Linked DNA regions of Mus musculus: all the other regions are linked to region 3. Evidence: chromatin loops called from intact Hi-C (ENCODE). Cell type or tissue: gastrocnemius. All regions are shown on one strand. Each heading gives the region's core, and the rest is flanking DNA. Links, peaks and the distances in the headings are about the cores only.

What was found. Hi-C counts contacts between places; a loop is a spot of excess contacts. Peaks named below come from ENCODE experiments on the same cell type or tissue, not always from the same donor. Only the 100,000 strongest peaks of a DNase experiment are listed, where the experiment ranks them.
Region 1: it touches region 3 in a loop (5-fold over the local background); 40 of 42 quality-filtered maps call a loop at or near these places.
Region 2: it touches region 3 in a loop (5-fold over the local background); 38 of 42 quality-filtered maps call a loop at or near these places.

The regions. Positions count from the first base shown.
Region 1 is chr12:40,679,219-40,683,141 of GRCm38, forward strand. The region is part of intron 12 of Dock4 (dedicator of cytokinesis 4); the gene reads left to right. Among named protein-coding and RNA genes, the nearest start is that of Dock4, 240 kb to the left of the region's middle. In gastrocnemius, for the core only: CTCF peaks have their summits at 761 (motif pointing left) and 1,553 (motif pointing left); a DNase peak (open chromatin) is centred at 1,546; H3K27ac peaks cover 546 bases.
Region 2 is chr12:40,822,442-40,826,364 of GRCm38, forward strand. The region is part of intron 42 of Dock4 (dedicator of cytokinesis 4); the gene reads left to right. Among named protein-coding and RNA genes, the nearest start is that of Immp2l, 200 kb to the right of the region's middle. In gastrocnemius, for the core only: a CTCF peak has its summit at 1,990 (motif pointing left); no DNase peak of the experiment used is centred there.
Region 3 is chr12:40,255,406-40,259,328 of GRCm38, forward strand. No RefSeq gene overlaps it. Among named protein-coding and RNA genes, the nearest start is that of Gm40403, 9.2 kb to the left of the region's middle. In gastrocnemius, for the core only: no CTCF peak of the experiment used is centred there; a DNase peak (open chromatin) is centred at 2,012; H3K4me3 peaks cover 383 bases; H3K27ac peaks cover 183 bases.

The sequences.
Region 1 (3,923 bases), core at 510-3,009, 420 kb after region 3:
TCACTTGTAGTAGATGGCAGTTGAAGTCCAGGGATGTGGAACTAGACTGAGCCCATGTTATGTATTTAGGCAAATTTGTAGGTAAGACTTAAGTCTATGAAAGTCACTGACAGGGCTGGTGAGAGAGCTCAGTGAGTAAAGGACTTGCTGCCAAGCCTGATGACCTAAGTTTGATTCTTAGTGCTCACATGGTAGAGGGAAAGATGCAACTCTTTCTGGAGGTCCTGGGACCTCCACATTCGGGCACATCTCTGCACGCGCGAGTGTGCACATGCACACACTAAACACACACATGTAAAAACTTACAGTATATTTCAGCATATAGTAACAGAAAATTTACAGTGTTTACCTATCATTTGTGTATTTATGTGTAGTTTGCACGCATATAAAAAAGAACTCATATTTGTTAATCAGATACATTTCTTGACTCTTTGTTTTTTGCCTTTGTGAGATGAGCATGCACAATTCTACCCTTCCAACTCCATTGTAACCCTGCGAGATTTCACAGGAGTTGTTACAGAAGGAGCCTGCCCTTTCTATCAGGGAGAGTGGCATGGCTCTATGCCAGCTGTAATAGTATTCCTTAGGTGATGTTGCAGAGACTTCTGTAGTGTTAGACTGCGGTTTTCTGTTGACAGTCGGATCTCTGCACACCAGTGTAGTCAGTTGATTCACCATCCTGCAAGTGATATAGTACCCGAGGACTTTTATGGGTGCCCCTGGCTGTTGAGTGCTGAATTATAAATTGCTTTCTCAGAACACTAAGATTAAATTAGTACTTTATGGCACCACCTATTGGCTAAAAAGATAGTGTGTTACTTTTTTGTTTATTTTTTGAAGTTCCTAATTATTAAACCATTCTATCTTTTTAATCCTTTTGAACTTTATTTCATAGTTAATTCTGTTCAATTACAAAGTAGTGAGTCATGCAATGACTTACTCATTTACCATAGGATGATATTTCATTTCATTCACTTTATATGTATTTCCCAAACGCAAGTATGTGGGCATGTGCACACGGTCGCATGATTCGATAGTCCTAGGTAGCTGAGATTCTTAATATTGGCCTCTTTGCTCCTGACTTGTGTGCATATGTGTACATATGTATGTCAGGGTAAACATACAGACGTATAGATCTATATAGTGAATCCTATATGCATATTTGCAACTCTTTGTTAACTACTTGAGAGCAAGCTGCTTACTCTATTTTTACACCCCCAGCTATGATATCCAGTGTATAATAGCAAAATCAGGAACTCAACATTGGTGTACTAAGATTTCTGACATATAGAACCTATTAAATGTTTGACAGTGTTCTCAATGTCCTCTGTAATACAAGAAAACCAAGGCTTTGTCGCATGTGGTGGCCATATCCTTTCAGTTTCTCTTTTCTTTTCAGTTTTCTTTTATATAGTTCAAAATGTGAGACTGAAGAGGCTGGGGAGATGGTTCACTGGTTAAGAGCACTCACTGCTGTCCCAGGTTCACTTCCTGGTACACTCATGGCAGCTCACCACTGCTGTAATCCAATTCCAAAGGATCTAGTGCCCTCTTCTGGCCTCAGTGGGCACCAGGAATGCATGTGGTACATATACATACATGCAAGCAAAACATCACTCATGCACATTAACACTTTTTAAATATAACATTAAATTGTACTCTAAGATACTTTAAAGAATATGTGTAGAATTGATTAAAAAAAAAAACCTCTGAGTTTAAGTTATAATCTAATGGAAGTAGTGATTAGAGTTTAGCATTATTATATACAGTAGTTGTTATTTCTCTAACTTTCTCATGGTCACTAAGATCTGCTTGCTATTTGTAAGGTACACAAAATGTTGAAGAGCTGAACAGTCATGTATACTACTGTAGTATTGGAAATGTAGCTGTTCTTCACCCATCCTAACTTCGTGACTGATCCTTTAGTAACTAAAGAAAGATTAGGAAAAGAAAGTATTTCAGACTTGCTTCATGTGTTCAGATGGGGAAACCCACATGAGAAGTGCTGAGAAAGTAGGCAAGCATAACGTTTTTACAGCAGGTTAATGAGGAATGAACAGCCAGAGAAAACCATGGCAGAGTTCCCAATCTCATGGCAGTAAGCTGTGTGTGTGTGTGTGTGTGTGTGTGTGTGTGTGTGTGTGTGTGTGTTACAAAATTTCCTTTATCAAGTTCTGCTTGGAAGAACTTCCCCTTCAAAGACATGTAGGCTCTCCTCAGACATGAAGGAACATAATTTTTGACCCATTTCATGGAAGAAAGCCTAGGAAGATTAGAATGACCTTCTTGTACCTTATGTCTTTCAAAACAGTCCACTGAAATTCAATCTTTTGGGGTAGCATATTCTGAGGTCATTACTGTGCAACACACACACACACACACACACATACATACATACATACATGAAATAGCTCTCAGCCAGTAGATTCTTATGTACTTGGCATTATGAAAAAATAAAAATAGGTAATGATATTTATAAGAATGAACACATACCCAAAACCACTAAACTAAAAGACATAAACCAAAACTTTGACATAAACCTGTGTGTGTGATGAAAACGTTGCTCTCCTGAATCAGAATCAAGAGTGGAATTTTAAAATGGAAAATAACAATTAGTCAAAAGACAACGTTAAGGTATTCTTATGGTGTCATCCTCCGGTTAGTATAGATCCTCCAGCTCTCGTCTTTAGCCAGTAAATTTATTTTGGTTAAGACTGTGAAAGCAAATAATTCCAGATGCCTCTATTGTGTCTTCATTTGACATGCATTAATTTATGTGTTGGGCCTGTCCTGTTTTCTCTATAAGTTGTAGCCATTGGCTAATCACTTCCTTGGAATAAAAACATCAAAGCATTTCCCCAATTGAAAACTAGGAGATCTTTGCACCACTAGCAGTTACAATCAGCAGAGGCCGCTTGTGCTTCTCAGTCCCGCATGTTAGGAGAGCATAGCAGGTAGGGCTAGCCTCTTTCCAGATCCCAGGAAACATGATGGTGATTAACTTTAATGGTCAACTTTACTGGATTTAGAACAAACCAAAAGGCAAACTGCTTGTGCAAGCTGAGGGGAATTTTCTTAATCTGATTATTTGACTCAGTGAGACCTGCCCTAATTGGTGCTTCCCCTTCAGCAGCACAGATAAAAGAAGGTAGAAGGGAGCTTTGCTTTTGCCTACTTGTGTTCACTCTTACTGGGACATTCATCTACCAGGCTGTTGCTCTGACATATCAGAACTGCTATGTTATACAGTTCTGACCATATCTGAGTAGTGTCAGTATTAATGACATAAATTTGTGGCTGTTCAAAATGACAATATTAAAGGATACCCAACATCTTATCACCTGGGTTGTTGGAAATATTTCAGTAGATTGGTCTCCGGTTACTTCAGAACAAACACCTAATAGGATCTAATCTAAAGCTTATGGATTGTTAGCTATCTATACCCCTGAAAATTCTCTCTTGCTCCGAGTAAGTTCCAAGGGATCCATCCTCTTCTGCTGGTCTGAGAGTACTGTACCCAGTAGAGTGGCAGCAGGATGTGGAGCCTGTGGAGTAGTGAAAGGAAGTTGGTCTCATTGGCTGGCATTAGTATTTCTATGAAAGAGGCCTCCAAAGAGCTCTTTTACTCTCCACCAGGTGCCAACGGAGTTGGCCTGGAATTAAGATCTTCATTTGAACTCAATCACAATAGTATAAAACTTACACACACTTCAAAAATATTCCCAGTAGAACAGGGGTCTCATAGAGACAGAGATCAGGAGCCAGCAGGATCCTTTCCTTTGGGGGCTTTGCACATGGTAGTAGTGTCAACTCCACAGAAAATTGCTTCTCCATTTTTCAGCTTTCTGTGTTCTCTTTTAAAGATAGGATGTTACTTTCTTATAACTAGCTTCTATAGCCATATTCTTTTAAATCACCATCTT
Region 2 (3,923 bases), core at 510-3,009, 570 kb after region 3:
TTTAGGAAGCCCATTGATACCTTCTCCCCAGTGTGAGAACACCTTCCAGCACGAGAAACACCAGCCAACAGGGAGGCAGCAGGCAGCTTAGTTCTAACTTGATTTCTCTACTCCTTACATGGTGTCTTTAGCAGTAGGATCTTATCAGCTAGTTCTGGTGGGCAACCAAAAAGAATGGCCAAACCTATATTGTTTCACAGGCCTGCAGAGCTTCTTTGACCAACAAAGCAACAGGCGATATCTCATACCTGACACTAGGGGCTTGTTTAGTGACTCTCAGCATGCGGCGGCAGCACTATCCAAATATTGGGCTAGAGCTCTTTGAAGTCTTCCTTAACTTCTGTTTTATGTTGGCTTAAAAAGTAGTGTGCATCTATGATTGACAGTATAGCTTTTTCCATACATCTTAGTGTTGGTTAGCCTTCCTCTTTTCACTCTCATCTCCTCTGTCCACCCACACCTATCTCTGCTTAAACTTTCCACCCTCACAACCCCTCCTTTGTACAGCTATATCTCTGTGTTGCTTTCCCTACTCCCTTAAGGCATTTCCTCACCCAGTAGCCCTAGTCTTATTGCATTGCTTCTGCAGCTGCTCCAGATTAATCACACAGATCTGAAGGTCTGAAACTAGACTCTAAATGTGAGAGAGATCATGCAGTGTTTATCTTTCTAAGCCTCAGTATAATTTTTCCCTAGTTCCATCCATTTGCCTGCAGACTTCCTAACTGTGCATTTCTCTGCAGGTGAAGGAAATACACTGTATATGGCCACATTTTCACTGTGCGCTCATCAGTGGTCGGCCATCAAGGCTGGTCCCACTTCTTAGCTATTGTGAACAGAGCATCAATGAGAATGGTTGAGCAAGTATTTCTGAAATACGATGTCCATTGGGTATTGGGTCAGCAGCGAGTCATATGGTAATTCTGTCTCTAGGTTTTTTTTTTTTTTTTTTTTTTTTTGAGGAACCTCCACTGATTTCCATAGTGGCTGCTCCAGTGTACGTTCACCAACAGTAAGGGTTTATCAGTCGCCACATCCTAACCAGTGTTTGTTCTTTATCATAACCATTCTGATTTTGGTGAGATGGAATCTCAATGTGATTTGATGCCCCCTCCACAAGGGGGACGTCATATCCAGTGCAGTATACCTGCCCCACCCCCTATACATGCCTGAGGAGGTTGTAGGCCCTAGAGCTGAACTTATCCCCGTTTAGGTAAACTGTCATGTTGTCAAGCTGCCTTCTAAATATCTGTGATTATATCCATGTTTAAATGCTACTTCCAGCCATAACCGGAAATGCTTGACTGTAATAAACTGGTGAATGTAAACTGGTGAATGCAGAGATCCAGGGCTGTGCAAGGTGCTGGCTATAAGTAACAGCTGGACTCTCAGCCCTAAGCAGGACATTTGTCCTACCCTGCTTCGGCTCAAGGACCGTTGCAGAGGAATGTAAGATAGGGAGAAGGGCTGTGGAATGCTGTCTGCTAGGTCTGGCACAGGGTGTGTACTTGTGAACTGTGGCTTCCTGTAATGAGCCTACTCAAGACTGGGTCTATCGACATTCACCCATAGATCAAGAATGGGTCTGTGGAGCCCTGCCTCTACCTGCTGAACTAGCGATGGATTCTAGGGAAGGGATAGTCATTCTTCATTTGAGTGCCCACTGAGGAGCCCACTAGGCCCAGTAGATGACTCCAAACCCATGGTCACACAGATGATCCTGGTTAAACTCAGAGGGTCTCAAAATTAGGAATAACAACAACAACAACAATGAAAAGAAAAGATGTGGGCAAGGTATTCAAAGGCAGGATAGAATGATAGGGGTGTGAGAGATATTAGAAAGGCTTCTGTTTGTAGTCATCAAGATACACATTGTATATGTACAAAATTGTCAAAGAACAAACTCAACAACAAATATACATACATTTGTCCGTACCCAGAATCCCAGGAGTCTCTTCCAGCCTGATAACAGTGCCATCTAGTGCTTCACTGCTGCTCTAGGCTCCTGGTCTTGCCTGTGTAAGAAGTCCCCTCCTGCTTCAACCCTTACTTCATACACCCAGGACATGGGAGGCAGTTACCCTCTGACACTTAGTTCACACGAAAGCAATAGAGGGAATGTATAACAGTCCTAGTTTGTCATGTTCAACAGCTAGAAAATGAACCTATTTTGTTTTGTCTGCACTTCTAACCACTTATCACACCAGATAATGTTATGTCATAGAGTGTCCTCCATAATTCATTGTGTGTGTTTATAAACAACCTGTCATTATTACCTATAAAAGAATCACAGTAAAATGGTGAATATAAAATTTCTAGCGCTCCCTTATGCCTCACCAAGAGTCTGGTTTTCTTTTCACTCTTCCTTTGAGTCTAGACATTCACTTTAGTTCTTTGCAGTGTTGCCTAAAGGCTTTTAGTCTAGATTTTTCCCTTGCATGTTTTCTTTTAATATTTTTTGTTGAAGAATCACAGTGGTTTGCTTTGGAATGTTTTCTTAAATCTTGATCCAAGTGGGGTCATGTAACATATTTCTCTGTGGCCTATATTTCTTGTAAGTTGATCGTTAAGCCTCAAGGCGTAGTAAGGGTTTCTTTGTTTGTGCAAGACCACTTAATAGTTTTTTATGCCTCTCTCCTGTTTTCTCCTGGTCTCCCCTCCTCTCCTCTTGTGATGTTAGTGAGAATAATTGACAATCGGTCTTTGGTTGTCATTGCCCAGACCCATTGATCTTTTAGGGATGGAGATACTGATATTTGGGAACTAGTGAGATAGTTCAGTAGGTAAAGGTGCTTGCCACCAAGCCTGAAAACTTGACTTCAGTCCCCAGGGCCCATGTGTTAGAAGGAAAGAACCAGCTCTCTCAAGTTGTTCTCTAAGCTCCATGTATACAACATGGCATGTATGTATACATGCTGACACACACACACACACACACACACACACATACACACTTTACTCATTTGTCTTTATTTATTTGTTGCAATATTTCTATAAAATAATATCCATTCTCAAATATTTTATTACTGAGATATATAGGAAAGGAAATATAATGTTCTTTTTGAAATGAGTGAGTCCTGGCACCCTGAGCGAGTAACAGGTAGGCTGCTTGGAATTGGTTTGCTTTAGGTTTTACTATTATTCCCCGATCATAGATTTAAGTGTGTTTGTTTTGTGTTACTCCATGGCAGCTGTTGTTATTAAATTATTCCTCCTAATTTTATTATTTATTTTCAATTGCTTTGTGATTGCACTTGTGCTTCTGTTCAGTTGCCTCTTGCATTCTCCTTATTTATCTATAGAGATGTTCCTTTTGAGCCAATTAGACATGACTCCATGTTCCTTCCTAGCGTCAGGCTTTATTAATAATTTAATGTGGTCCAGATGCTCTTCCGAGACTAAAGCCACATCTGCCATCTTTCTATCTCACAGCAATGGTAGCAATTTAGAATCACACATGAAAGCTATAAATGGGGTTCACAGGGCTCCCTGTTTTAAGTGTACAGTAGGAGACACTGCGTGCCATTCTTCAGAGGGTTAGCCGGAAACCTCTCAGGGACACTTGTCTTTGAGTCTGGACTTCTCTACTTAAGAAGTCCTACTACAGACTTCCTTCTACAGGGATCTAGAGACCATATCTTCCTCTTGGTTGGTACTCTCAGTGCATTTACATGAGGGGTTGGTCAGCTGGGAGAGGTGACCTGGCCACCTGTTTCCTTTTCAGTTCCTCAAAGGCCCTTCCTCAGGAAGAGGAGTAGGCAGGCCACAGGCCAGCTGCTTAGTGTCTTCCTCACAGACACCATTGCTTTCTGACCTGACAAGGAGACATGTGTATCAGTTTCTTGTATTTACCGAGTGCTGGTGAAGAATTGCGGCAGTATATTTATTCATTCTGGTTCTTTTGAGGACAGTCAGTTCCTTCC
Region 3 (3,923 bases), core at 755-3,254:
ACCATGTGGTTGCTGGGATTTGAACTCAGGACCTTCAGAAGAGCAGTCAGTGCTCTTACCCACTGAGCCATCTCTGCAGCCCCACATATTTCACTACAGATCCTTAGATGCTTGACAAAAGCATGGGCCTATTTCTAAGTAGTGCAAGTTGATATTTTTTAGGAACAGATTTATTTGAAGATCCTATAGAAACATTGTCCCTAAAACCTTAACAAACATTAAGGGGCAATGGCAGCGATTTATTATATAGATTTCAAAACTAAGTTTCCTTAAAGCATGGGAAGCATGCAATGACATTCACCGAGGAGACTACCATTGAAAATAAACACAGACCATGGGTAGGTGAAGGACAGAGGAAAGGTCCTCCAGTAGGCAGAGGACAAACATAGGATTAGACCTTAGGGAACCTGTGATGTCAGTGGCCAAGTGTCTGCTCTCCCTAACGCTTATCAGAAGTTTACTTGTTGTTCTGACGTGGCCCCACTGGAGGGGTTGTGGCACAGGTCCTCCACGTGTTGAAAATGAGCTAGGGTTTGGGTAACAGACCTGGGTGTGATACCTGGAGCCGCTGGAAAGGGGTTAATATTGTAGTAAATTTGAAGTAGCAACAGGGGGGAAAGTCAGCTGGGCAAAAGGCCTGGGATTCTGGCTCTACCACAGTCATGATCTGGATGAAGTCTTCTGCCTCTGTTTGTTTTTATTTTGTTCTGTGTATTGTGTTAGGTGTGTACCTAGAGCCTTGTGTGTGCTAGGCATGTACTGAAGTGCTGAGCTACACCTCCAGTCCACATTTTCAAGTGTTAAATAACAGTTTGCCACTAGGGGATCCCCAAGGTTCCTTCCTATTCATAGAGTCAATAATGGCTTTTGTGTTGTCCCCACCTTAACATTCCCCATCTCAGTTAACACATGAGCTTATAAAAGTGAGAATAAGATGCTAGTTTTTCTGCAAAAACAAAACAAAACAAACAACAAACCAGGTAATTGAGGAAAGGACTCCTATATGACTCTAATAGGCCTTTCCAGTAGGAATTTCTGATTTGAAAGCACAAGGAAATTAATATCCTTTCATTTATTTCATGTGGATGGGTTTGTGCATGCTTCAACCTGCTTCAAGCTGTAATGCATATTGCTTGTATATAACTGTATTCCTTGGGGCTTCTTCAGTAGACAGGATACTTCTTCAATGTGGAGAGGCCATTACCTGCCACCAAATTTTAGACTGTCTGCAGTAGCTGACATGAAATAAATGTTCAGTCACAGAGACTTCCACTTGAAGGAACAAGATATTTAGAACCAGGCCTTTCCAGAACTGCCCTTCGCACAACAGTCATGCCTGGCAGAATTGAGGGCACTTGACTGTAAGTATCTGCTTCTGTCTCAGTCAGCTGCTGGTACGGCCTCTCAGAGGACAGCCATGCCAGGCTCTTGTCTGTAAACATACTGTAATAGCATGAGTGTCAGACTTTTGTGTCTTCTTCTTCTTCTCTTTCTTCTTCTTCTTCTTCTTCTTCTTCTTCTTCTTCTTCTTCTTCTTCTTCTTCTTCTTCTTCTTCTTCTTCTTCCTCCTCCTCCTCTTCCTCCTCCTCCTCCTCTTTTTTTGTTTTGTTTTGTTTTGTTTTTTTCAAGACAGGGTTTCTCTGTGTAGCCCTGGCTGTCCTGGAGCTCACTCTGTAGAACAGGCTGGCCTCAAAGACTCTTTCTTTTTGCTTTGATCAGTCCTCACACTGCTGTCAAGAAAATGAAGGAAAGTCTTTATTGTCAGCCCGTCTTGTCTTCCAAACGATCACTCATAAAAAGAGCAAGTTTTGAGCAGACATTTATTTAGTCTATGGCATCCACCAAATGAGTCTCCACAAATTTAATCTCTACATTTCTCCCTCATTGCTTAGTTTGTTGTGCTTCTCGGGCTTTTCTGTGAAAAGAACTCTATTTTAACAGACTACCAGATTATTCCTGGAGACAGCCCTAGGCCAACTCTGCACGCACGCGTTTCTGCAATAGCCCAACAGAGGGCAGCACAACACTGCTGGCTCCTCCCGTGTGGGCTGCGGTGGTTGTCAAAGGATTTCAGTTTTGAAAAGCTGAGCTCCTATCTGCTCAAGAATTTAGAGTAGAACTTTAGACAAAGGATCTTTAATTGCATGCCGATAAAACGTCAAAACTATTGTGCATGAAGTAACTGGGCTTTAAAAAAATAACTTTTAAAACAATGCATTCAGGATTAGGTGACAGGCTTGCCGCTGTGAGCAAAATTCTTTTTTTTTTTTTTAACTCATCAAAAAAGCTTCAGCCTGTGAGGAAATTCTTACAATCTCCTCTGTAAATCACTGGGCTGAGCCTTCCTACCTTTGGATTACATAATAGTACCATATGCCAAAATGGATGGTCTGCAGATTCGGGTAACCCATTTTTAACTATAAAGGAGAGGTTTTGGGTTTTTTTGTTTTGTTTTTTGTTGTTGGTTTTCACCTCCCTGTGAAATTTTTAATGACGAGTAAGAGCGGTTGTTTGGAGAAGTTGCTTATTTCACAGAACGCAGCTGTTATGCCTCATGTTAGATGTGAAGAAAGGCATCTGAAGGTGACCTTTCCTCAAGTCTTCTCCATCATAAATAACAATAAGAAAAAAAAAAAGGTTTCCCCAGGTTAGGCAGAGGTTTTTCAACCAAGGCATAGATAACCTATCTGTGCCTAGACTTATGGGGACAGCGGCTTTAGGGTTTCTAAATCAATTCCTAAGGCACCAGTAGGAAACTTAGAAAAAAAAATTCAAGTGGGAAGGTTTCGATTTCTATTGAGCTTAGACACATTCTGAGAGGGAGCATTTAGTGAACAGAAAGATCCAAAGAGTCTGAGGCACGTGTTACTGCCCTCAACGGTATTTAAGGATTCAGGAAATGCAAGAGCTCTCACTGGACATCAGAGCTCGGTACTCCATCATGTTCTCTTGATTTCCAAAAGATTCCAGATCCGTCTCTAACTCGCAAAACATGTTAAATCTAAATTAAAAAAACAGAAATAAATGAGGTACACTGTCAAATCTCAGGGTGCACAGCCAACGAATGTCCTTTCTATGCAGCTGGGAGCCCTTAAGAAGGGCCTGTTCCGCTTCAGCCCTCCAGCACATGCAGGACCAGTCACCTTCTGTTCTCTAAGCTCCATCCTGGGTGGCATAAAGAAGCCCCCTCATGTGTGTGTGCTCCTCAACTTAGGAGCTATAGTAAAGCCGCCTATTGCTGGTACTTGTTCCACTTTAAGTGGTTTTGTCCACTCAAGATTGATTTGAAGAGGTTTAAGTAAGCTTCTTTATTGGAGTTTAGCACATATGCAGAAAAGTACAAGAATGTTAGAGGCCTAGGGTGTGGCTCAGTTGGGAAAGATCTCCATTTGAATCCCCAAACACCTACGTAAAAAGCTGGAGGTGGCTTGTAATCCCAGTACTGGGGAAAAGAGGCAGGAAGAACCCTGGCATTTCCTGGCCAGCCAAGTCTAGCCAAATTAGTGAGTTCCAGATTGACCAAGAGACCATGCATCAACAAGTATGGTGGCGAGCAATCCAGGAAGATACTCGAGGTTAACTTATGGTCTAGACACACACAAGTGAACATATGTATGCACACACACAAAGAGAGTACACCGTGAGTATAACTCAATGAAGAAACATTATCAAACAGATTAATCAAAGAAGACTTAAAAAAAAAAAAAAAAGCAATGTTCTAGGTGGCAGATGTCAGGAGAGCAATGCTAAGTGACTAAGTAAGACAGTTCGACACATGTCCCCAGAGTACCTGTGACTCTGGGTGCTTTCTTAGTCTATAAACTATAATGTTTCAAAGAAGCTGAACAGATATTATGTGGTAAGGGGGGACTGAAGAAAGAAAGAATAAAAAAGAGCACAAAGCAGGTTGATTTTTCTTAAGT